Linked DNA regions of Homo sapiens: region 2 is linked to region 1. Evidence: chromatin loops called from intact Hi-C (ENCODE). Cell type or tissue: natural killer cell. All regions are shown on one strand. Links, peaks and the distances in the headings refer to the core of each region. The heading gives the core; the rest is flanking DNA.

The links. A loop is a pair of places that touch in the nucleus more often than their neighbours do. Peaks named below come from ENCODE experiments on the same cell type or tissue, not always from the same donor. Only the 100,000 strongest peaks of a DNase experiment are listed, where the experiment ranks them.
Region 2: a loop joins it to region 1, with 5 times the contacts of the local background. A loop is called at or near these places in 2 of 110 quality-filtered maps.

What each region holds. Positions count from the first base shown.
Region 1 is chr7:7,842,147-7,854,734 of GRCh38, forward strand. The region is part of intron 3 of UMAD1 (UBAP1-MVB12-associated (UMA) domain containing 1); the gene reads left to right. Among named protein-coding and RNA genes, the nearest start is that of GLCCI1-DT, 120 kb to the right of the region's middle. In natural killer cell, for the core only: no CTCF peak of the experiment used is centred there; no DNase peak of the experiment used is centred there; H3K27ac peaks cover 442 bases.
Region 2 is chr7:7,937,879-7,950,466 of GRCh38, forward strand. It overlaps GLCCI1-DT (GLCCI1 divergent transcript), which reads right to left. Exons shown (of 5, transcript NR_110018.1): 5 at 11,961-12,588. Among named protein-coding and RNA genes, the nearest start is that of GLCCI1-DT, 25 kb to the right of the region's middle. RefSeq lists an enhancer at 6,916-7,125 and a silencer at 7,336-7,385. In natural killer cell, for the core only: no CTCF peak of the experiment used is centred there; DNase peaks (open chromatin) are centred at 4,943 and 6,853; H3K4me3 peaks cover 420 bases; H3K27ac peaks cover 2,503 bases.

The DNA.
Region 1 (12,588 bases), core at 2,846-10,845:
TTCAAGCTTGAAATTCCCAACTGTTCATTTATTATTACGTGACACTGAGTGGCTTAGTTCTGTGAGCCCCAGTTCTTTCTCTGTAAAATGAGGATAACTCTGCCTTCTGCGCAGGGATGATATTATTAAAAGCAAATGATTGTGGAAATGCTTTGCAAATTAGAAATTTCTACACATAATGGTTTTTATCATCGTTTATTTTTTGTTGTTGTATTTCTAATCCAAAACGTGGACCTTATTTTGATAAGCACAACCGAGACCTAGACAGCTTTAAAACCTGATTTGGCATTACCAATATGACACAAGGTCTTAAGATGTCTTATTTCCAACTTGTGATTGTGATCTGTCAAATTTTAGAATGACTTATTAAGGTCTAAAAGAGAAATATTACTGTATTTTCTGATAACCTGTGGGCAGTTCCCTGATGGTATTGAGTAAAATGTGGCAAGGCAAATTAAGTTACCTTTTTTTAAAAAAAAAAAAAACTAATATGGGTATTTCACTAAGAAAGCTTATTATCTGAAGAAAGCTATTATTAAAATAAAGAGTACATCCCTTACTCAATATGTATTCTTCAGAATATTGGTCACTGGTGATCCATCCTTGTTTCTTTTAGCCTATCCTGAGAAAATTCTTTTTCACCCCATTCAATAAATATTTAAGCACCTGTGATATGCCAGCCATGGTACTCAGGGAGGAAGACAGAATACAGTTATTGTTAAAAAGGTAGACAGTGTCCATGCCCTCCCAGACCTCTCAGTCTATAGGGGACAAAGGTAGTTACAAAACCCAGTAGGGTCTGTCCTGTGACTGTGAAGGGGGACGCTGTGGGCCAAGTGGATACTCTTGCCATTTCTTAAATAATATGGTTCTTTTTGAGATGGTTCATCCAGTACTCTTAGCCCTTCAAAGAGAGATTTTTCTGGACATACAAATTTAAGAATCTAGTTAGTGAGTGGATTTTGCAGAAAATAAGTAAAGTCTCTCTGCCACTTTAAGAAAGAAAAGCAGAAGATGCCATTTTAAGTTCACTGCTTTTTAAAGTTGAGCATTTGACTGCAAAGTTTGTGAAAGGTCAATTGCTTTAGCATGTAGGTGTCCCTATCAGGGCCCATGTTTGTCTATTCTGAGATTCACTGCGAAGTTGAACCTCTTTCTTGGCTGAATCAGTTGCTCATTGGGTGGTTCTAGAACTAAAATGATTGCTAAAGACTGGTAGATTCTCCTGTGAAGAATAGTAAACCTGTTTTAAAGTGAAAGATTGTTAGAACTTAGAGTACTGTTCTTCCGATTGCTTAGAGAGCTTTGTGTACCTCCCTGTTTATTTGAACTAGTCTTTGAGTGGATTGGCAATGAAGAATAATATTCGTATTCTAACACGCACATAATATATGAAAGGAGATGAAGTATACTACCTATAGTTGTCTTATTTATTATTACCTAACATTTTATTGTGCTGTTTATTTGGATAGAGTTCAAACTTGTTCGTGAATATGGACCTAGTAGGCTGGAAATAAACTTAAGACCCAGTAAAAAAGAGTTGTAACAAAAGAGTTGCTATGTTTTCTGCAGTGAGGATTCCTTATCACTTTGTGATTCTTAGATAAAATCCTTTCCATCCAGGAAAAATTATACTTCCAGAATTTACCAAACTGACAGAACAACTAACATGCCCCAGGCCAAGTAATGTCAGTTCTGTAATCCCCTAAAGCCATTCCTTCCCATAATTGCAAAAACTAACAGGGAACCCCCACACCCTGGCCCCTGCACCCTTGCCTGCCATGCTATATGTTTAAAATTGACATTTGCTTGCAAGAGTAAACTGAGTGAGATACTAATTCTTGGTTTATGACAAAGTGTTCCTTTCTGGCTTGCCAGTGGGAATGAAGGAATGCTTTTGCGTAATGCCTGAATACTTATCCTAAATTCATAGCCGCCTTCTACCTGACTAAATAAAAATGTATGCCAAAATTATTTTGAGGACCACTCTGGTCGCCTCTTCTTTCTCTTAACAAGAGGCTGGCACAGCATTTCCCACATACCCTGTATGCCGTCACTTGCAGATGTGATTATTGCAGAACCTTAATCTGAATCTCAGAGTGGAAACTGGTTGACATGAGGGCACAAATTCTGACACAGTCCAGAATTTTTTTTTTCTTTTTGCTTTCAACAGCCTCTTTGCCGCAGACTTACCATTTCTCCTTTCAAGGTGGAGCTAAATGTTTAAATACTATCACATAGGTCCTGGTTGTTTTAAAGTGTCCTACCTAGTTATGCCTCTGCTATTAACTTTTATTTTGTATTGTTAGTAGGTCCTCTTAAAGGAGCCCAGGTGCATTTTATAGCAGTGACTGGCGTTGGTAGTATCTTCCCCAACATCACTGTGTTGGAATTGGCATTCATTGATGTTAAGATCAAAATGACAGCTCTTCTTTTGTATGACTTCACCTAACACATGATTATCTGGATTCATTTTTCTTATCTTTTTTCCATTTTAGTTCAAAGTTAGACTGTAAGAAATAAAGTTAGACTCTAAGAACACAAGGCTGATTCATTAAGTAAGTACATTTTTTCTTAGGCATCTACCATCCACAGGTTTCTCATCCCTACCCTCCAGTGCCATGTAAGATGCTAGTGATCCATCTAATATGTTAAACACATTCACATAAAATATTAGGGACCCCTTAATTTACTGTTTACAGCCTTTATGCTTCTAAAAAGATTTTTAGTTTGCATTAAGAACTTATCTTTTTACAATTTATACTTTAAAACAGTAGAAAAGACATAGATAATTTCTGTTTAGTACAAAAGAATCCCCACCCAAGGTAAATCTTTTTTACGTAAAAAAATTTACATAAATTATTACATAATAGACTTCTAGGGCTGCACTGTCCAATATGGTAGCCACAGTCACATGTGGCTATTGAACATTTGTAATGTGGGTAGTCTGAATTGAAACTTGCTGTAAGTGTAAAATATGAACTGGATTTCAAAGTCTTAGTGTCATAAAATGAATTTAAAATTTTCATTAATAATTTTTTATACCAATTATGTTTTGGACTGACGTTTTAGATATATTGGGTTAAATAAAATATATTATTAAAATTAATTTTAGCTATTTCCTTTTCCTTTTTTACTGTGGCTACTGGGAAATTTTAAATTACATATGTAGTTCTTATTAATTTCTATTTAACAAGCTGCTCTATAGGGATCAAGATCTTCTCTTCTAACCCTGTCATTTTAGACTTCAGGAAACCTCATAGAATTTAGAGAATTTAAGTGACTTGCTTTAGGTCACATAGCATTTTAGTATAGTAGTAAAGCTTGAGACTAGAAATTTCTTTTAAATGTTAAGACTAGTGCCCTTCTCAGTGAAACTAGCTTTTTGTGACTCTGACACTTTTATTATAAGAGGAAATGTCTATTCTTCAGAATTTTTCACTGAACTCTTTAAAGCAAAGAGTCTCTCTATACTGTAGGTAAATGTTCCTTTTTGTTTGTTTCATAAATTTGAAATATCAGTTATTAGCTATTCTTAAAATGGCGATGGTTTTCCCTATGAAAACCTTACATACAGAACCGTTATGGCAGCAGAAATATTTTTTAAATAGATCTAGTTAATACCGTAGTAGAGTTTTCAAATTTCCTTGCACACTTGTAATACAAATATGTCATAAATTACAAATTTTTATTGGGTATCTTCCAATAACAGCTATCATGTTAGCATATAACTGGGAAATGATGCCAGTAAGAATAAGGCCTCCAGGCTATGTATTTCCTTGGTAAATTGTTAATACTAGGCAACTATTTATTTTCTCTTGCTAAGCTTTAACACTCTCTTTGCTAGTATTGTGAGAACAGTCTATCTTTGAGTGAGAGATTTACTCAATCATAGTAAAGTAATCCAGAATTCAGTTCTTAAGAACAGTGTCGAGTAGTGCTGCGTGATGTATGAACTGTGACCTTGGGCCATTTATTTAATGTGTCTGTGTCTCACCTTCCTATCTGTAAATTGGGGTTAATACTATTTATCTGTAAGGTAGTTGTGCAGATTTCAATGACACGTGTAAAGAATATATAGCATGATATTCCATAATATCTCATAGTGTCCATTTTATCTCAAAGAAAAGGTAAAGATCAAGTATTTATTCTTTTCTTTAAAATATCTTTAGTCTTCTCCTGTTCCCTAGAAATCCTCTACCACTGAACTAACAGTTTTTGGTCAAATCTGGTCATAGTGACATCTTATTTTCCATAGATACGTAAAAATTTGTAATTATTACCTGCAAGAGATATTACAATTCATACAACACTAATAGCTGGAGATACTTTCATTACAAATACAATGTTCATAAAATATCACATGTATAAAATAAATGTAAACAGATGATACTATCTTAAAAAGCTCAGCTGAGTAGTAATATTTTTTAATTGGATTTTCAAAATCATGGTAAAATTTTGATATGTTTTGATGGCTATTCCAAATACTGCTATTATAACATTGAATTGGATTTTAAAACTTGATGTGTACTGAGAGTTAGATTGTCGAAACCAATACTTTTCAATAATAACTCTTCCAGAATTTCAAATATTTTAACATGGAAGTATGGAAATTGAGTCACATAAGTTTACTTAAAAGACTTTTCATTCTATTTTAAAAATATATTTGATCCACCGCATATTCTCACTCATAGGTGGGAATTGAACAATGAGATCACATGGACACAGGAAGGGGAATATCACACTCTGGGGACTGTGGTGGGGTCGGGGGAGGGGGTAGGGATAGCATTGGGAGATATACCTAATGCTAGATGACACATTAGTGGGTGCAGCGCACCAGCATGGCACATGTATACATATGTAACTAACCTGCACAATATGCACATGTACCCTAAAACTTAGAGTATAATAAAAAAAAAAAAAAAAAAAAGACAGCAATGCAAAAAAAAAAAAAAAAAATATATATATATATATATATATATATATATATATATATATATATATATATTTGATCATAATAATTGTTTTAAAGTGATACAGCTTAGGGTGACCAATGAACATGGTTTGCCTGGGACTGTCCAGTTTTAGCATTGAAAGTTCTGCATTCCAGGAAGCCGTTTAGTTCTGAGCAAACCAAGATGGTTTTCACTCTAGCTGATGCTTCACAGTTTACATAGCTTTGTGTATATATATATATATTCTCACTGGATCTCTGTGAGATAGGAATGACAGTATTGTCATCACCATTTCATTAGAGAGGCCACATGCTCAGTTACCCTGGCTACCTGAATTAGCTTCAGGTCCCATTCTTTATGACATTGTCTCCTTTCCTCCAGATTTCAGTTGAAACCTCCCCTCCCCAGTGAGCGTTTCTCTGAATGTGCAGTCAAAATGAGTTGTCTTTTTCCCTCTTCATCCCTACTGCCCATCCCATCTCATTTCATTGCATGTTACTCCCCCTTATAACACTTCCCACAGTTGGTTTCCTAGTGTTTTGCCCAAGTTCCACACTGGACTGTAATTCTCACCAAGGCAGCATCATGACTCTTCCCGACTCTGGTGCCGGGCACATTATAGGGACTCAAATCTAAATGAAGCCTTGCTATGTTGCCCAGGCTGGTTTTGAACTCCTGGCTCAAAGCAATTCTTCTGCCTCAGCCTGTCAAAATGCTGGGATTACAGGCATGAGGCACCCAGGATGCACATTTTTTAACTGCAAAAACCGAAACCATTATCTATACCCATTTGGCCAAATTTCTCAAAGCCACTTGGTTTTTTCTACATGTAGCTACAAAATTCTTAAGATATTTTTAGTTGACAGTCATCTTTTGATGTATCGAACCAATATGAATTAAGCCAATGAGGAATTTTTAAACTTATTAAATAAAGAAGTGAATTGTTGAAAGATACCTGTAGAAGCTCCTTTGAACTAATGATGTATTACCTGGCATAGTATTTTGAAAAATGATAATTTTTAACCATTGTTAACATTATTAATCAACTACAGTATAACCTGTTTCAATTTACTAGTCTCTGTTTCATTTTTCCCTCAAATAACTGATTTTAACAGACTCTGTTGTACTACTAAATGTTTCAAGATATATATTATGGCCAATCTGTGTTTTAGTTTGCCATCTCAAAATAAAATGACACATGATTAATGTTTTCAGAAAGAAAACACATTTTAGCAATTTTTGATACATTGCTGTGAAATTGGTAATTGGGCTGAAGTTACACGAGTGTTGGTTGGTTTCCTGCAGGAAGTCTTCACTTTCTATATCAACAGTTGATCTGGTGTCTAAAGTGTTCACAGTTTGGTTAAAATTATACTCGATACCAAAGATAGTACTTCCACCAAGGAGGGTAGAGTCAAATAACACTTATGGTGTTCTCAAAAATGACAATAGAGGATATGCCAAATCAAGCTTACTATTATTGAAATGTTTGCTTGAAAAAGTTATTTTTCTGAGCATTGTTAAAGGAAGGGAAAGGGAGAGATTTATGAAATCTTGCCTGGAAGGTGACACAGGGGTTTGAAAGCCAGTAAATAATTATAAAAATTATAATTATTATTCAGTCATCAAACTTAAAGGAAAAGACAACCAGAAAGTCAAGTCTGCTTTTAGGATTATTAGGTCAATTATCAGTATTTTTGAAGGAAAGAATTTTTTAAGCTATCCATATGCTGGCAATTTTTTCATATTTTACTGCCAACTTTATTTAAACTACTTTCTCAATTTGCAAGGATAACAATACAATTTCTCTTGTTCTTTGAAAAACTCTATATGCCACATTCTTAAAGTATTATTGTTCTACCTGTTATGTAAGTTATGGTTCGATTTTATATTACGTGCACTTCTTGGAATGAAATATTTCCCTTATGTTGAAATTTGGGATAATGCTGAGTATGATGGACTTGATGGACATGTTCAAATTTCATTGTAGAGAGTGAGGTAATAGTGACTAACATTTATTGATTACTTACTGCATTCTGCATTCTGTATTGAGGATCTTTGCCAACATTATCTCATTCAATCCTCACATCTTACAAATAGATTCACTTATTCCCATTTTGACTGCCCATCCCATTTCTTTTCATTGCGTGCTGCTCCTCCTTATAACACTTCCCACAGTTGCTTTTCTTGTGTTTGAGAATAAAAAGTGACTGAGGTACAGAAACATAAGGTAGCTTTTCTAAGGTCACACAAATGGGGAGCTGTTAACTACTATATTTATGTTGTGTCCTGCAGTTCAACACAGTTCACTATAAAAGTAGTTGTAGGGTTATGCACATAGAAGTTTACCCAGTGTAAAGCTAAGGAGTGTGGCCAAGAGCAAGACAGGTACTGTGGTCTAGTGAATTCTGGGAGGTCTTCTGAAGGAAGGATAGAGGATGAAACCACTCTATGACCCAACCCTGCGATGGTCATTCAACAGTATTTATTGAGTGTCTACTGTATACCAGGTATTCTCTCATATACTGCACATACAACAGAGTGGACAGGGACCCTGCCTCATGGAGTTTACCATTTAGTAGGAGATTCAGACCAAAAACTAAACTAAAATAAAAATAGGCAAACAAATAAAATTACATCAGACCATGGTAAGTACAGCAAATGAAATAATCTGTGGATTGAAACAGCAGTGTAGAGAATGGGGTGAATGGGGTCACATACTTTAAGATGGAGTGGACAGAGCAGGCCTCTCTGAGTGGTTTTAAGCTGAGACTTTTAAGAGTTAGGAGGATATGCTCAGTGGGAAGCAAGGAGTTTTAGATAGAACTGTGGAGCAAAGGCAAATTAAAATATGATGCCTTTTCACATTCAGATTGGCAAAGATTAAAAAGTCTGAAAACACCCATTTTTGATGATGTTGTAGGGAAAAGGAAAACCTTCATGCCCAGTATAAGTCTGTACAACTACTCTAGAGACCAATTTGGCAATAGCTAGTAATTGTGAAGATACAATTTTGTATATAAATCCTAGAGCAATTATTCTTAAAAGAAGTTTTAAAAACTATCTATCCCCATGACATTTTTAAGCTATCATAAAACTTTTCCTTTATAACTTTAATAGTTACAAAGATAAGAATTTTTTACAAATTACAAATATTGATATTTAAATATGAAACTCTTACATCATTCTTTCAAACATATTTAATAATATATCCAATGGAATTGAGATCCCACAGCAATTTGATACATTACATCATCCATTTAAAAAATACATGAACAAGCTAAGCTCTTTCTCAATTCAGAAATTTTGCATCGTTCCTTTTTCTCCTTGAACTCAGATTTCCATCTACTTCCCCCCAAAGAATTGTATCTTTTATCTTGAATGTCTTTTATTGATCACAATATCATATTTCTTGGCAACAAAGAAAACTGATATAAGTTAATTTAAAATATATGTATATTTACCATGACCATAAGGCCAAGTGTTATAAAATTTCTTCTGACTTATTATTTTAATTATTTCTGGTATATAATCAGTCAAAACAATATAAGTAATTCCATGTTTTGACAATTATTAAACATGAAGGTAATTTTTTAAGAAACATATATCTTAATGTGATGGAAGAGCTTGATATTTTTCAATTAATTCATATATCTGAGGACAATTATTACTAGAATAATGCTAACGATAAAATGAAGTGAAGGATTTGGGGGTCTTACAAAGGTGTATTAGTGATTTTTAAGCACCTTATAAGTAGAATATACATTTCTTTTAAGTTCATCTAAATATTATAGATGGGTTGCAATAAATTTTAAAATGAATGTGGATTTATGATATCCAAAAATATTTGGGGAAAAAATGAAATACTTCTTTTATGAGTCTAATTAAGTGTTCAAAGATATATAAAACCTAACTTATGACCAGTATATATATTTTTACTTGAACATGTAGCTTTGATATGTTGGAAGTAAAAGTGAAATTTTCACAACTAATCTATTCTGTCTCTTATAGATTTACCTATTCTGACTGGTTCATACAAATGGAATAATATAATATGTGGTCTTTTGTGACTGGCTTCTTTCAGTTAGTGTAACGTTTTCAAGGGTCATCCTTGTTGAAGCAGTACTCCATTCCTTCTCATTCCTTTTATTGTTGTATAATATTCCATTGCGTGGCTATACCACATTTTGTTTATCTATTCATCAGTCTATGAATATTTGAGTTGTTTTCACCTTTTGACTATTGTAAATAATACTATTCTGAACATTTATGTACAAGTATTTGTTTGAATGCCTGTTTTCAATTTTTTTGATACATACCTAGGAGTAGAATTACTGGGTCTTATGTAACTCTGTTTAACCTTTTGAGAAGCTGCCAGAACATTTTCTGAAGTAGCTGCACCATTTGCACTCCCACCAGAAGTGTGGGAGTGTTCCAGTTTCTCCACATCCTGACCAGAAGTTGTTATTATCTGACTTCTTGATTATAACCATCCTGCTGGGTGAGAACTGGTATTTCATTGTGGTTTTGATTTGCATTTCCTTGGTGACTAGTAATATGCTTATTGGGCTTTTGTATATCTGCTTTGGAGAAATGTCTACTCATATCCTTCGCTTATTCTTTTTAATTCATTGTCTTTTGAGTTGTTGAGGTTTCTAAAAAATATATTCTAGATGCAAGTCCTTTATCAAATATATACTTTTTAAATATTTCCTCTCATTCTGTGGGTTGCCATTTTACTTTTTGATAATGTCCTTTGAAGCATAGAAGTTTATATTTTTGATGAGGTCTTATCTATTTTTTCTTTTGTTGCTCATGCTTGTGGTGTCATATGTATGAATCCATTTCAAAATGTGAGGCCCTGAAGATTTACCCTTATGTTTTCTTCTAAGAGTTTTATATGTTAGCTTTTATAGGCTTTTGATCAACTTTGAGTTAATTTTTGTATATGGTTTGAGATAAGGGTCCAGTTTCATTATTTTGCTGTGACTATCCAGTTGTCCCAGCAATATTTGTTAAAAAGACTATTCTTTCCACATTGAATGGTCTTGGCACCCTTATCAAAAATCAGCTGACCGCAGATACGTGGCTTTATTTCTGGATGTTTGGAAAAACTCAAACTGTTTTTCCTCTACTCTCACATCAACATAACAGCAGCCAACACAGAAGATTTCTGTGACCTCAAAATATGTGGGGATATCACTCTACCAGCAAGCAGGCAATTAGTTCTGTAGAAGACACCTGCTGGGTGTCCTCCAGTTCAATTTTACTTCATCTTTTTCGAGATAGTGTCAGATCCCACAGATTGTGGGCTCAATCCCCAAGATTGCCCCACACCTCAGACAACAGTCACAAGTCCAGGCCCCTGGATCTTCTGACAGACCAGCTTTAAGTTGGGGTTCCCACAACCCTCTCTTTGGGTTTGACTACTTTACTAGAGTGGCTCACAGAACTCAGGGAAACATGTTTACTGATTATTACAAAGGATATTTTAAAGGATACAAATAAGCAGCCAGATGAAGAGATACACGGGGTAAGGTCTGGAAGGGTCATGAGCACAGGAACTCTGTTCCTGTGGAGCTGGCACGTGCTAACCTTCCAACACGTAAATGAGTTCCTTCCTGTCAGCCTCCACATATTCAGCTCTGTAGAAGCCCCCCGAACCCTGTCCTCCTAGGCTTTTATGCAGACATCCTTGGATAGACAATTGACAACTATGTAGAAATGTGACTGGACAAAATGGATATGATCTAATATTAATAAACTGAGTGGGGAAACCCAGCAAGACCTGTTTGTTCACATTCTTCTCGCCTCTCTGTGCAGCATTTCTTTCTTCAGGATATGAGGCAGGACCCTCTCTGGAATGAGGGTCGTATAGCCCAACATTCAGAGTAGAGTCCTGCCTTGGGCCATGAAAAGAGGGCAGGAGAAGGTCAGAAAGAGAGAGTTTTTTTCTGAGGCCTAAAGCACCCCGACATTATATAACAAATGCTGTGGGAGTTATGAGCCAGAAACTGTGGACGAAAACCAGTATATATGTATATCATAATATCACACAGGACATTTAATCGATTTCATTGATCTATATCTCTCTGCTTATGTCAATACCACAGTCTCATGACTAATATTGCCTAAAATTTTGAAATCAGAGAGTGAGTCCTCCAACTTTGTTCGTTTTCAAGATTGTTTTGGCAATTCTGGATTCCTGGCAATTCCATATGGATTTTAGGATCCACTTTTTTACAATGAAATCAGTTGGGATTCTGATAAGGATTGCATTGATTTTGTAGCGCAATTTGAAGAGTATTGCCATCTTAACAATACTGTCTTCTGATACATGAGCGTGGGATTTTTTTTTTCCATTTATTTAGGTCTTAATTTTTTTCTATTATCCTTTGTAGTTTTCAGGGTATGAGTTTTGTACTTCTTTCATTAAATTTATTCCTAATCATGTTATTATTTTTGATAGTATTGTAAATGAAATTATCTTAATTTCATATTTGGATTGTTCATTCCAAGTATATAGAAATACAACTGATTTTTGTATATTGATCTTGTACTCTGCAACCTGCTGAACTTATTTGTTCCAATAGTATTTTAATGAATTCCTTAGGATTTTCTACATAGAAAATCATATCATCTGTACATAGAGATAGTTTTCCTTCTTCCTTCCTAATTTAGATAACTATTATTATTGTCATCGAGATCTTGCTTAATTGCCCTGACTAGAACCTCTGGTACAATGTTGAATAGAAGTAGCAAGAATGGATACCTTGTCTTGTTCCTGGTCTTAGGGGAAAAGCATCTAGTCTTTCACCATTAATAATGTTGTCAGCTTTGGTTTTCTATAGACACACTTTATCAGGTTGCTGAAGAGCCCTTCTATTCTTTCTTTGTTGGGTGTATTAGTCCGTTCTCACGTTGCCATAAGGAAATACCTGAGATTGGACAATTTATAAAGAAAAGAGGTTTAGCCAGGTGCCATGGCTCACACCTGTAATCCCAGCACTTTGGGAGGCCAAGGCAAGCAGATCCCCTGAGGCTGGAAGTTTGAGATCAGCCTGACCAACATGGAGAAACCCTGTCTCTACTAAAAATACAGAATTAGCTGGGTGTGGTGGTGCATGCCTGTAATCCCAGCTACTCAGGAGGCTGAGTCAGGAGAATTGCTTTAACCCGGGAGGCAGAGGTTGTGGTGAGCCAAGATGGCACCATTGCACTCCAGCCTGGGCAACAAGAGCAAAGCTCCATCTCAAAAAAAAAAAAAAAAAAAAAAAAGATAAGAGATTTAATTGACTCACAGTTCCACGTAGCTGAGGAGGCCTCAGAAAACTTACAATCATGGCAGAAGATACCTCTTTATGAGGCAGCAGAAGAGAGAATGAGTACCAGCAAGGGAAATGCCGGACGCATATAAAACCATCAGATCTTGTGAGAACTCACTATCACGTTAACAACATGGGGGAAACCACCCCCATGATTCAATTACCTCCCACTGTGTCCTTCCCACAACACTTGGATGTTATGGGGGTTACAATTCAAGATGAGATTTGGGTGGGGACACAGAGCCAAACCATACCATCCCACCCCTGGCCGCTCCCAGATCTCATGTCCTCACATTTCAAAACACAAT
Region 2 (12,588 bases), core at 2,465-10,464, 95 kb after region 1:
AACTTCATTTGTAATCAGGGAAATGCAAATTAAAACCACAATGGCATATTATTTCAATCCCATTAGTTTGACAAAAGTTTTAAAATGTCAAATAACAAGAATGAGAAAAGATGTGGAACCACTGAGTTCTTATACACTGTTAATGAGACTGTAAATTTTTTCAACCATTTTGGAAGAAAATTTGCCATTATCTAAAAGGTTGAAAATGTGCATGCCTTTGATCCAGTAATTTCGCTTTTGATATTTGGCCAAGAGAAATTCTTATACGCAATGTACTGTGATACAGGTACAAGGATGTTCATAGTAGCATTACTTGTAATAGCAAAATCTATTCATTAACAGGAGAATAGATTTAAAATATGGTATATTCATATAATTGAATACTATATAACAGTAAAAATGGATACACTGTAGCTATGGGCAACAACATGGATGCATCTCAGGAATACATTGAGTGGAAAAAGCAAGTCACCGAACGATCTATGCAGTAAAATTTCAATTTATATAGTTTGAAACCATGCAAAATCACATATTATATATGTTCAGGCATATGTGCGTATGGAGACAAAAGTGACTCCATCTTGGATGCTAATCAACCATGTTGACTTCTGATTAGCCCCAGTCCCATGAATGCCTCCTGATTTCTGTTTTAGTTACTGTCCTTAGTGTAAAAACATGTACTCCTACTTTTAGATCAAAGCAACCTTGATGTTATCGCACAAATTATAGGCTGTGACGCACATAGCATTCTCACCTGTTCTGGAGGGTTGCCTTTCATTGTCTTGCTGGAGCACGTATACCTTTTCCCTGTGGTATAAAGCTGTGGTTCTGAGGATTAACAATGCGAAGATCTGCTTGTCTTGTGGCCACCCAAGACCACGCTTCTGTTTGTAAGTTCTCTTAATAAATCAGCCAATACTGACAAGCTGGATTTATTTGCCTCCTTCTTTGGTTTCTCGGCTCCTTTGGCATTTGGGGGCCACTTGGCATATATGGCCCTTTCATGGAAAAATATGCATGTGGTAAAATACAAACAAAATAAAGGGAATGATGAGCAAAGAAGGATGAGATTGGAGAGGGACGCATAGAGGATTAGATGTGGTGTTTCTTAGGATAGTGGCTACAAAAGTGATCACTGTATAGTTTTTAAAAACACTTAAACATTCATTTTATAAATATTTTTGTATATATTTAATATTTAATAAAAATAAAATTCCAAAGATCTTTGGGGTTGAGGAGGTAAGAGAGGTTTATCACAGCATTATTTCACGCTGGAAATTGGGAAACAGCAAAGGTCACATAAGAGACTGTTTAAATAAATTAAGGTGCGTCTATACAATGGAAGAGCATGCAGCAATGACAGATGATGTGTTAGAAATGTACGTACTGATAGGAAGGATATTCCTGGTAGAGCAGGTGAAAGAAGAAGATTATAGAACAACATTGTATCTCATTTGTATAAGGAACATGTAAAAATACACATAGATAAGAGTATTAAAAGTGACGCCTATAATCCCAGCATCTTGGGAGGTCGAGGTGGGAGGATTGCTTGAGGCTGGGAGGTCAAGGCTGCAGTTAACTATGATTGTGCCACTGCACTGCAGCCTGGGCAACAGACTGAGACTCTGTCTCAGGAAAAAAAAAAAGTGTTTAGTAGGTACAACGGAAAGTTAACAATGTTGGGATCTGGGAGTTGATGTTAGGATTTATTTAATTTATTTTCTTAATTTCTCCTAGTTTTCCACCACAGACATTATTACTGTTATATCAAAACCATGTCAGAGAAAGAATAACAAAGAATGTCTAAGAAAAATCAGACAGAAGAATGTAAATATAAAATATTTGGAAATGACCTTCACAAAATATGCTTCTTATTCTCTTCTTAGAGCTAAAAAAAGACTTGATGATAAGTAGATGTGTGTGTGTGTGTGTGTGTGTGTGTGTGTGTGTGTGAAGTTTCTGGCTAAATATAATGAAGTTAAACTCTTCCCAATTTAATTTGTAGGATTAAAACAATCCCAAACAAAATCCCAGTGGATTTTTTTAATTGATAAAATGTTTCTAAGGCTCATCTGGAAGAATAAATAGACTATTAATAATATAATTCTGAAAATTAAGAAATAAGAAGTTAGACTTGCTCAAAACGATATTGAAATGTATGAAAGTGACAACCCTTTCCACAATGATAGTTAAATAGGAAGCTCTTAAACATCGAATAGAAAGTGCTTAGGCATCTCTTTGTACTTTTAAAAACAGTATATGATGAAGTAATTGTAACAGAGAAAGTGATGAATTATTTAGTAAATGATGTTGGAATAATGGCTAAAGAAGGATAAATTTTCACCTTAAACTGTATTCTGAAATAAATTCTAGATAAGTTAAAGAAATATAAAAAATTAAAAGCATTATAAACTACAAGGGAACACAGAAAATATGTAACAGATTCCGGATGTCATTTAAGTCACTAAATCCAATGACTGCAGCACCAGTTGATAGTCTTGACTGCAAACGCTTTTTTTATTCCCTTTGCTTCCTTTGGCTTTCATAACACTTCCCTAATTTTTCTCTTACCAGTTTGGCCACTACTTCTCCAGTGACTTTGCAGGATTATCCTCCTCTGGGGACCATTATATGTTTGAGTTTCTCTGGGCCCATCCCTTCTCTCCACTGTCTTCCAAGGATTCTCATCATGCCTATGGCTGTAGTTACCACCTCCTGTCAGGTGACTCTCAAACTCCAGCCTAACCATTTCCAACTTTTCAGTATTAGTCAGGATCCATGCAGGAAATGTATGGCACATTCAAAATGGGTAATTAAGAAGACTTTAGTTAAGAGATCATTTACAGAGGGTTTAGGGAAGGCAACAAAGGATAATGGTACAGTATCTCAGGGAACATTACTGCTTTAGGCCTAAACAAGGAAGCAGGTGGAAATGATTACTGAATGAGAGTGAGAGAGAGGAGGAGGTGGCAAAGGAGTGGTACAAGTAGGAAAAGGTGGGGAAGAGGGGCAGGAGAAGGAAGGGGAAGAGAGAATGCAGTATGGAGATAATATGGAATAAATAATCAGCCTCCACGCTCTGCCTTCAGTCTTCTGCTTCTACCTCCCATTGGCTGAACCTAACTAGAAGACAGAGAACACGGGAACCAGGTGCTAAGGTTACATGGGATGTTGATTCATTTCATACAGGTCAGTCTCTCTGGATACAGCAGAATAGAGAAGGGTGGAGAGTGGCTCTATGTGGGAAAGCAGAAGATATCCACCTAGCATTCACCTCCTACCTGGCTTCTTCTCCAGGACATCCCAAGAGCATTTCAAACTCAACGGGTCCACAATTGAGCTCATAAACTGCCCGCTGCATACCCTCTCCTCTCAAAAAACAAACTAACAAAAATCCAAACTGGTTCTTTGTCAGTGTTTTCCTTCTTTTTTGTTAACAAGTTTATTTTCTTGCATTTCTTATTTTAAAAATTTTACTGTATATATTTAAGGTGTACAACATGATGTTTCGATATACATATAGAAAGTAAAAAGGTTACTATAGTCAAGCAAATTCACATCCATTATCTCACATAATTACTTGTTTTTTGTGTGTGGCACCTGAAATCTACTCTTTTAGGGAAAATCTCAAGTACAATACAATATTATTTCATGGAGCCCTCCTGTTGCACATTAGATCTTCTAATGTTATCTTATGTCATCAAATGCTATCAATGTCAGGATTGAATTCTCATTACCATGGAATGGATTAAACTGGGGCAAGAGTAGGAGCAAATAGATCAATGAGGAGGCTGTTCCATTAGTGCAAGCAGAAATGATGATAGAATGGACTAAAGCAGTGTTGGTAAATATGAAGAGAAATGGACAGATTAAAGTGGATAGATTAAAGAGATATGTAGAAAGCAAAAGTAATAGGATTTGGGGGTTTGATAGAATTGGATGTTGGGGGTAAAGGTAATATGGTTGTCAAAGATGACACCATGGATTTTAGGAAGGAGGCAGCACTCTTTAACACGGACTTATTAACCCTGCATAGTCAGCTTCTCCCAGCTCCATCCCCCAACCTCTCAGCCTTTCCAGCTTCATCTTATACCAAGACCCTCTCAGGATCCGGTGGCGTTTACTTTCTTTTATCCCTCTTATTTCCTGTGCTTGTTCCTGAGCAGGACCTTTGCACCTATAGTTCCTACTACCTGTAATGCCCTTACCCAGCTACCTGACTCCTTTTCATCATTCATAGTTCAATCACCGTTTCCCCAGGGAAGCTTCCCCTGATTTCCTTAGTTAGTCCTAATTTTCCTATTAGAGCTCTCATATATTGTGTACCTTCTCTTTGTAGGATCTGTCCACTGGCAGCTCACACTTATTTGGGTGGCTTTTCAGTTTAATGTTTGCCTTACCCTCGGTCCCCCCACTAGGATATAAACTAGGATATAAGACAGGGACTGTATCTTTTTTGGCTCGCTTGTGTATTATAGCCTGGAACCCTGTGGTTGCTACGCACAGACACACACACACACACACACCTATTAGTGAATGAATAACAGTAAAAGCAATGGAATATATCACAAAGAAAAATACTGGTATATTTAATTACATTAAGACTATATTCTTCTCTGAATTAAATAAGACTACATAGCAAATAATGAACAAGTGATAAACTTGGAGACATAGTCATAATAAATAGACAACAAGATTACACCCTCAATAGAGTTCTTACCACATCAACAATAAAAACACTGATAATGCCTAATAGGAATTGGCAAAAACCAAATAAAAAACTCCAAAAATCCCATAAAGAGAAAGGGTTCTGACAGCTTCTCACTGTAAAAATTGGAAGCCCAAATCAAACTAACCTAAACACTAAGGAAATAATATATTTTTGCATGTAACCAGAAAGTCAGGTTGACTTCTCTGAGGTTCACAAGATAACACCCAGCAGCACGTGGGGACAATACGCTTTCCTGTTCACATTCATCAGAGGAGAAGTGGAACCTCTCTCTCTCTCTTTTTTTTTTTTTTTTTCTTGGCTCACTGCAACCTCTACCTCCTGGGTTCAAGCGATTCTCCTGCCTCAGCCTCCCGAGTAGCTGGAACTACAGGCACCCGCGACCACACTCGGCTAATTTTTGTGTTTTTGGTAGAGGCAGGCTGGTCTCAAACTCCTGACCTCAAATGATCCACCCACCTCGGCCTCCCAAAGTGCTGGGATTACAGGTGTGAACCACCACACCAGGCCGTAGAATCTCTTTTCTAGCAACAAAATACAAGTGCTTCTTCTCAGCCTTATTGACTCAGATTAGGACCAACCTGGATTAAATCTCTTGTCACAGGAATGCTATGTTTTGATTTTGAACCTTTCACTAGCCAAAGAGATTGGATTACTATGCTTGGTTCAATAGTAATCAGGACTCATTCCGAGAGCTGGGGTCAATTCCAGAAACTACATTGTTGTTGAGGAGTGAAACACGATGTCCACTGTAATTGGCCATAACCATAGGAAAGAAATGGTCAACTTTAGGATTGAGGGAGATAGAAGAAAATAAAGACAGCTGTGAGGCATCATTTTTCAACTCAAATTTAAAGCTGGCTTTTAAAATTACACCATTCACTGAAAATGGATTATAAATTGATTTAACTTTTCTGGAGGGCAATTTGGCAATATATGAAGCACCTTTAAAACATTTATGACAAATTTTGGAAAGTATACATATGTGTAGAAATAAGGAAACACAAAAATGTTCATGTGGCTGCCACTAAGTGGTAAGTTTATAGATGATTTTAATTTTCTTTTTAATATTTTCCATAGTTTTTAAAAACAGGCCTAATTACATTTATTTAAACACAAAGAACGTGAAGTAACCTGTTATTTAAGAACATGGACAAATTCCAGTCAAGAATATCCTCTAGAAGCTTGAGAGGTGGGAAAAGTAGTTTGGGGGATTTATTTGCTCTCTCAAGGTGATGAAAAGAAAAATATCTGAATCAAAGAGTCTGAGTTATGGAATTCTCTGCTTCTGGGGTTCTAGTGCAGCCCCGTTGGTCTGGAATTCAGGAAAAAAGATACAAGGCATAAAATCCCACAGAAAGTTACACAGTTGCAACAGAACATTTAGCATTTATTGCTTGTTCTTCTAATTAAACCTCTAATTCAACTCACTAGGCCCTTGCCTGCTAGCTTTAGTGAGTAAAGTTGAGACCATGTGACTGGACTTAGCTTGATTTAATGTCATGTTCATTGAGGAGAATGGTTGGACTTTTTTTTAAAAAACATGAGCATAGGAAATATCTGAAGTCACTTTTAACACTAGTCTGAACATGTAGGATAAAGGAATGTGTGTTACTGAATTGGGATTTCCAATAGATATTTAACCCAATGTGATTTGGTGATGATGTTCTTTCTTCAGATTTAATTTCATAATTTCCTCACTTATCTCAGACCACTCCCTCAGTTCGCTTTCTGCCTTAACTATCACCTCTAAGTAACATGGGATAAGTCACTTAACCTTTGCTGTATCCTTTCAAAAATAGGCCTCTGTCACGGAATTTCCTCTCTCTAAACATCTCTAAAGTTCTGTTGGTGTGAAGAATTAGTACGTCTCTTCTGGTTATATGAATTTAAGAAAGCATTTAGGTTAATGAGGGAAAATTGAATTTTAATGGTCCTCCCTTAAAAGGCTTTACAAAAGATTTTTTAGCTAGATGAGGTGGGAATATATATGCTAGCACCAGATTCCACTTATCAGTCATCCAGCAGTTACAGCAAGCCAGCAGCTCTGCCTGCGCCTGAGTTGGCCATGTATAGACAAGTGAGGACTGCAGAGGCAGGAAATATGGGGTTACGTTGATTTCCCTCTATTAGCAGCAGCTTAAACCGGCATGCTGGGCAGCACTGTCTCCTATTGGCTACAGCTGCTGAGAGCAGCAGGATGAGGGTTGACCTATATCTGTCAGGTGTAGGTCAAACCCTGAATTTTTGTTGCAAACTTCAGTCTTCTAGAACGCCAAGTTTCACTTGTGCTCAACCACATACAATATTTTTATCAGGATCTGTGATATACTCCACCTGCAAAGAGCTTGCATCTGTGGGTTTCCCTCTCTGGATTCTTTTGCTTTCTTTCTTGCTGCCTCTCCCTCCTGTCACCCTCTTACCATTTTTGTCCCCTGCTTCCGTGTCATCCTCTGGCTGAGAAGGGTTGAGATGGTCACAGCTGTGCTCCTTCTAGTAATCACAGTAACACCAGCCCTTCTCTGCCTGCCCCAGTTTCCATCTGACCAAGCTGTGCCCGTTCCTTTCAGTTGCAGTTATTGCCCCAGGTTGGCACAGCCTGTGCACATATGTGCTCCTCTGGGCCACCATGGTTTCGGAATGTGTCAGTTGCTAATTACAACTGCAGCTGTGCACAGAAATACAGCACACATTCAAAATGTGGGTCCTAAAGTTCCTACACAGTAAATATTTCTTGATAGTTTTAAGGCCATTTTTTTTCTTATTTTTTTTTTGTAAAGATAGACTTTTAAGTATTTAGACATGTATTTTTCTAGATGAGAGAATAAACTACTTGAATTTTCATTTATTCAGCCACCATCTAACTGTGACAAAGGTCCTTTCCCTCTGCCTTTGGTCTCAGTCAATATATGTATGTTGTTTTGGGACTTAATTGGTATTGTGTTTTTATTTATTTACACTGACATCACAATGTGAAACTTACCATAGTCAGTCCTGCCTTCATACTAAAGCATCAGTACACTGTGGGCTTCCACTTACAATGCAGAAACTGCATTCCATGACCCGTTATCATTTCTTCACTGAGGCCTTGTAGTAATAGTAAAGAAGCCCAAATGCTGGAAAAATTATTCTAGAACCTCAGGTCCCCATGCGTACAAACTACATCACAGTAATTTGAGATGGAAAAGACCTATTAAGTCATCCCACTGATTCTCTGAGGACCTGCGGTGTTTTTTCCCTCTCCAACAGGCTGATCTACTTTTTAATGGCTTTTCCAACTGTAAATGGCACAAGTGATGGGGTTTCCACCCTTCCCAAGGCTGTACAGCCTATAATAGATCTCTCCATTAGGGCCTGTGACTCGTTCAGCTGCCTAAATCATCTTTGTTTTGACTTTCATTTACCATCACTCCTCCTGCTGTCCCCTTGCACACTAAATAATTTCTCTCTGTCCCCACTATTTACACCCTTCAAGTACTTGTTGCCCATGAGCCAGTCCCGTTAGAGCCACATGGTCATGCTGAGAGACTTGTCTCTTTCATCTTCTCTCTGAAGGCTGTCCCTTCAGACTTATGAATCATATTTGTTGCTCTTCAATGAATGCCCATCAGTTTCTTAATAATTTGCTTCATTTCTTTGTTACTGACACTGCTCAGGAAAATCTTCTTTGTCTCCGTCGCTGCAAAACAAGAAGATAATGGTAGTAGAATCTCTGCTAACAGAAAATAGAGCGGAGCTTTTCAGCTACCAGGTATCTTCCTACCCAGGACAATGGAATCATCTAATCAGTTATCTTTAACTCTCTTACTTGGGGTGCACAATTGCTATGTTAACAGGTGTTAGGTGTGCATGTGGAGACAGGGATAGTTCATCTATATTTTATCTGGGAAGGCTTTGTTGTGGTGTATTTAGTTAATGCCCATTAGCTGTTTAAGTCATATTTCCCCACCAACCTCACTTCCCAGTTGGAAAAGCTTCCTTGAACTCCCTCAAGAGAATGCTAACCTCCTCCTTTCCATTACTATGCCTATGTTTACTGATACTAAATTGTGTGACATCAGTGACATCAGCATCTTTGCCAGAGGAGGAATTCCTTTGCTATGAGAGAGGCAGAGTGTGCCCTTTACCTTGAATGAACATGAATGGTACGGCAAACCGGGAAATTCTGGCAGTGGGTTTTGTAATTCCAGGGTTAATAGTGTTCAGCCTGTCCCGTCTGTACCCCTCTCCAGAGCCTACTCCCTGGCTACTGTGTGTGCTTATACACCATCTAAAGTACTGAATTTAATAAGGTCTGGCCTACTGTGCTCATTGTTCGTATTTATGCAATAATAATAATACCAACATAGTGCTTCACAAACTGTTTTTGTCTAATTGCATCATCCCATTTAGTAGTTCCAACCATCCCGTGAGGAAGGAATTACCATCTTTCTTTCACCAGGGAGCAAACTGAGACTTAGAGATGCTCTATTGCCACAAATTTCACAAACATCCCATAAATTCTCCTTTGGAGTCCCTCTTGTCCTCCCTCTGAAATCACTGGAGAACATGCTTTCTGAGCAGTATGTGAAGAGGCACTAACTGCATATAAGTTCCTAAAGTCACTGAAATGCTGGCCATGGCATAATGTTTATCTGTGTTCTCCTTTTGGCAAAAATAGAGTAGCTAGACATCATCCACAGTTTTATATGAATCCTATTATCAGTAGGATAATTCAGTTGTTACACGATGACAGAAAGAGTATATACAAATTTTAAGAAATAGCTTGCTATCTCTTCCTAAACAATAAGGTAATATTATTAGGCATGGACTAAAAGTGAGCTTATCTATTCAAACACCAATTCAGACCCTAAGGGTATCTGTTTTTCCTGCAAAGTTGATGAGATTATACACCTAAGATAAAAGAAGAAAGAGCTATATTTCATTAAATGTTAATAACATGATTTGAAGAAGCAAAGAACCGAAAAATACTGACTTTTATTTATGAATAATATAAAAAGCAGAAATATAATTTTCTACCAAATACATGGTGGTAAAGGAGGCACAGCAGCCTAAAATTATGTTAATAGCTAAGCAAAAGAGGACATTTTATTTATTCTACAACTGATTTTCAAATAGGCTTACCAATATTTTAAACTTGGCATAAATGTGGTTATGGTAGGAGAAAAGCCTGTACTAAAAGGGTTTTATCCTTTAACAAACTGAAGTGACATCAAATAAATAAAAGACTCTTCAGCTCCAGCAATCTGAAGAAAACCCAGGTCAAGAAAATTATGCATTTTGTTGCTACCTGTACAAGTAGTCCATTCCTTTTTATTGCTGAGTAGTATTTTATTATATGGATAGTACACAATTTGTTTATACATTCACATATTGATGGACATTTGGCTTCTTTCCAGTTCAGGGGTATTATAAATAAAACTGTTATGTATATTTGTATGCAAAACAAAGAAGAAAAATAAAATTATGCACTTAAGTGAATTGCCCTCTTCTGTGGCCTGGCCAGAGAAGGCAAATTGCAAGTGTATGCATATATTGTCCACACACAGAAATGTTTAGAAGTTACCATGTCTATCAATAGGGAGGGAAGAATTATTTCTTATATATTAGCTTGCGGGCCCCCACTGTCTCATGTACGGCTAACTCTAAATTCAGCTTTGTGGCTGGACTGGATGGTGCCTGTGACTTTCTAGGAAAAAAACGAAGCCAATGCATCTTTGAAGATACATCCTTAACTATGCCAGCTGTACCTTACAGTACCCACTGTTTAACCGTAAAAATGGGGGGGAGGGGTAAATGCTATCATACTTACTGCTTTTTAAAATTACTGCAAATGCAATACATGCTTACTACGGCAAAATTTAGAAACACAGAAGAGGAAAAAACAAACTCAGATACTTTTCATTCCAAAGTAACAACTTTTGACACACCCTTCCAAGCCTTATCTACATACCTATATATGATATGTGTGTGTATATATATTCATCTTTTTAAAACAGTAAGTTTTGGGTTTAAATCTTCCATAGTACTAACTAATTGACTACTCTGTCCTTTAACTTAAGATCTCTGAAGCCCTTATTGAAGAACTGATGCTGTTTTGGGCTGATATAAATAGGGTGACAAAAATGCTTTAGTTAGGTTTTAAAAAATGCATTTACTTTAGATGAATCTTATGAGGCTATAGGTTTTTTAAAAGTACAAGACCTTTTACAGTCAAACCTTGGATAAATATAATGCCTAGAAAATGTATTATATCTGTTATTATGGACATTATTAAGGTAAATGAATCTTTTCCAGGGGTTGCAGTGTGTCATTGAATTCTACAATACCAAGGGACTGAAACTGACTAGACCCAGCTTTATGAGGTTTGGGAGTGAGGCAGGAAAGACATAGCTGAGTTAGATGCCAGCCTAAGTCACTATGGATGTCATTAAACTCACTGTCTTTACCCAAGAACTTCCTCCTGACAATGCTTTTCCTTTTTGCTCTCAAGACCAGACGTTCTAATGAATGTTTCTTTAGCATTTTCCAGTTTATCCTAAGATAATTCACAAATATTAAAACATCTATGATGTCCCTATTGAAGACAGTTCATCAAATACCTCATGATTTGATTAAATACTTCATCAAATCTAAGACACCATCATAAATTGTGCCATTATTTTAAGTGATGCCAAGAAAAAAGATGCTGCCAATTAAACAACAACAAGCCATTCATTTAAAATTTTATCCACGTTTCAGGGCCGGGCGCAGTGGCTCACACTTGTAATTCCAGCACTTTGGGAGGCTGAGGCAGGTGGATCACCTGAGGTCAGGAGTTCGAGACCAGCCTGGCCAACATGGTAAAAACCCCATCTCTACTAAAAATACAAAAATTAGCCAGGCGTGGTGGCAGGGGCCTGTAATCCCAGCTACTGGAGAGGCTGAGGCAGGAGAATCGCTTGAATCGGGGAGGCGGAGGTTGCAGTGAGCCAAGATCTTGCCGTTGCACTCCAGCCTGGGCAACAAGAGCGAAACTCCATCTCGAAAATAAATAAAGTAAAATAAAATAAAGTGTTATCCACATTTCAGAGATGTTAAAATGTAAAAAAGTTTCTTATAATAAATAAACCGTGGCATTTGTTTAACACCTACACATTTCATAGACAATATTCAGTCATATACCATGAACAGATTTTTAGCGCCCACTGCATAATAGGTTATGAACAGAGAAGTTCCAAATTAGAATGGATATCTTTGACATTTAATTCATTTATTTATTTTTGGATTGAAATAAGAACAAAAATGTTCATATTTTAATATGTATGTTTCTATAGAGAATATTCTGTTTCCATACCTTACATTGCAGTCTCTAAGTGGGAGCAGAAGCCTTCCATGTGATCTTGAGTGTCTTTATCTCCTTGTAATTTGTCCTCAGAGATAACAAAATTCTCAGTTAGACTGCCCTTTTACCTTAAGAAGCATGACTGAGTTCTTTCCTTTCATCTTCAGGCTGCCAGTTAGTGACTTAATTCAGTTTTAATAAAGTCATCAGGCTTGGAAAATGCAGATTCATTCCAATTTATGTGTATTATATCTTTTGCCCATTATATCTTTTGCTGGGCCAGTCTAATCACCAGATTTTACAGATGAAGAATGTGAAACTCAAGCAAGTTAACTGATTCATCCCTAATCATTCAGAAGGGGTTTTTTCCCTGTCACAGACAGCCTGTCCAACACAAAGTCCAGTTCTCTTGAAGTCTCCTTTCATCTTAACAGATCCAAATATGTTCTTTCAGTTGCCTGAGAAATCCATTTTCTTCTAAATTTTCTGAAATCAAAATTCATCCTCTTTTTAACATTCTGCCCCGTATTAGCAG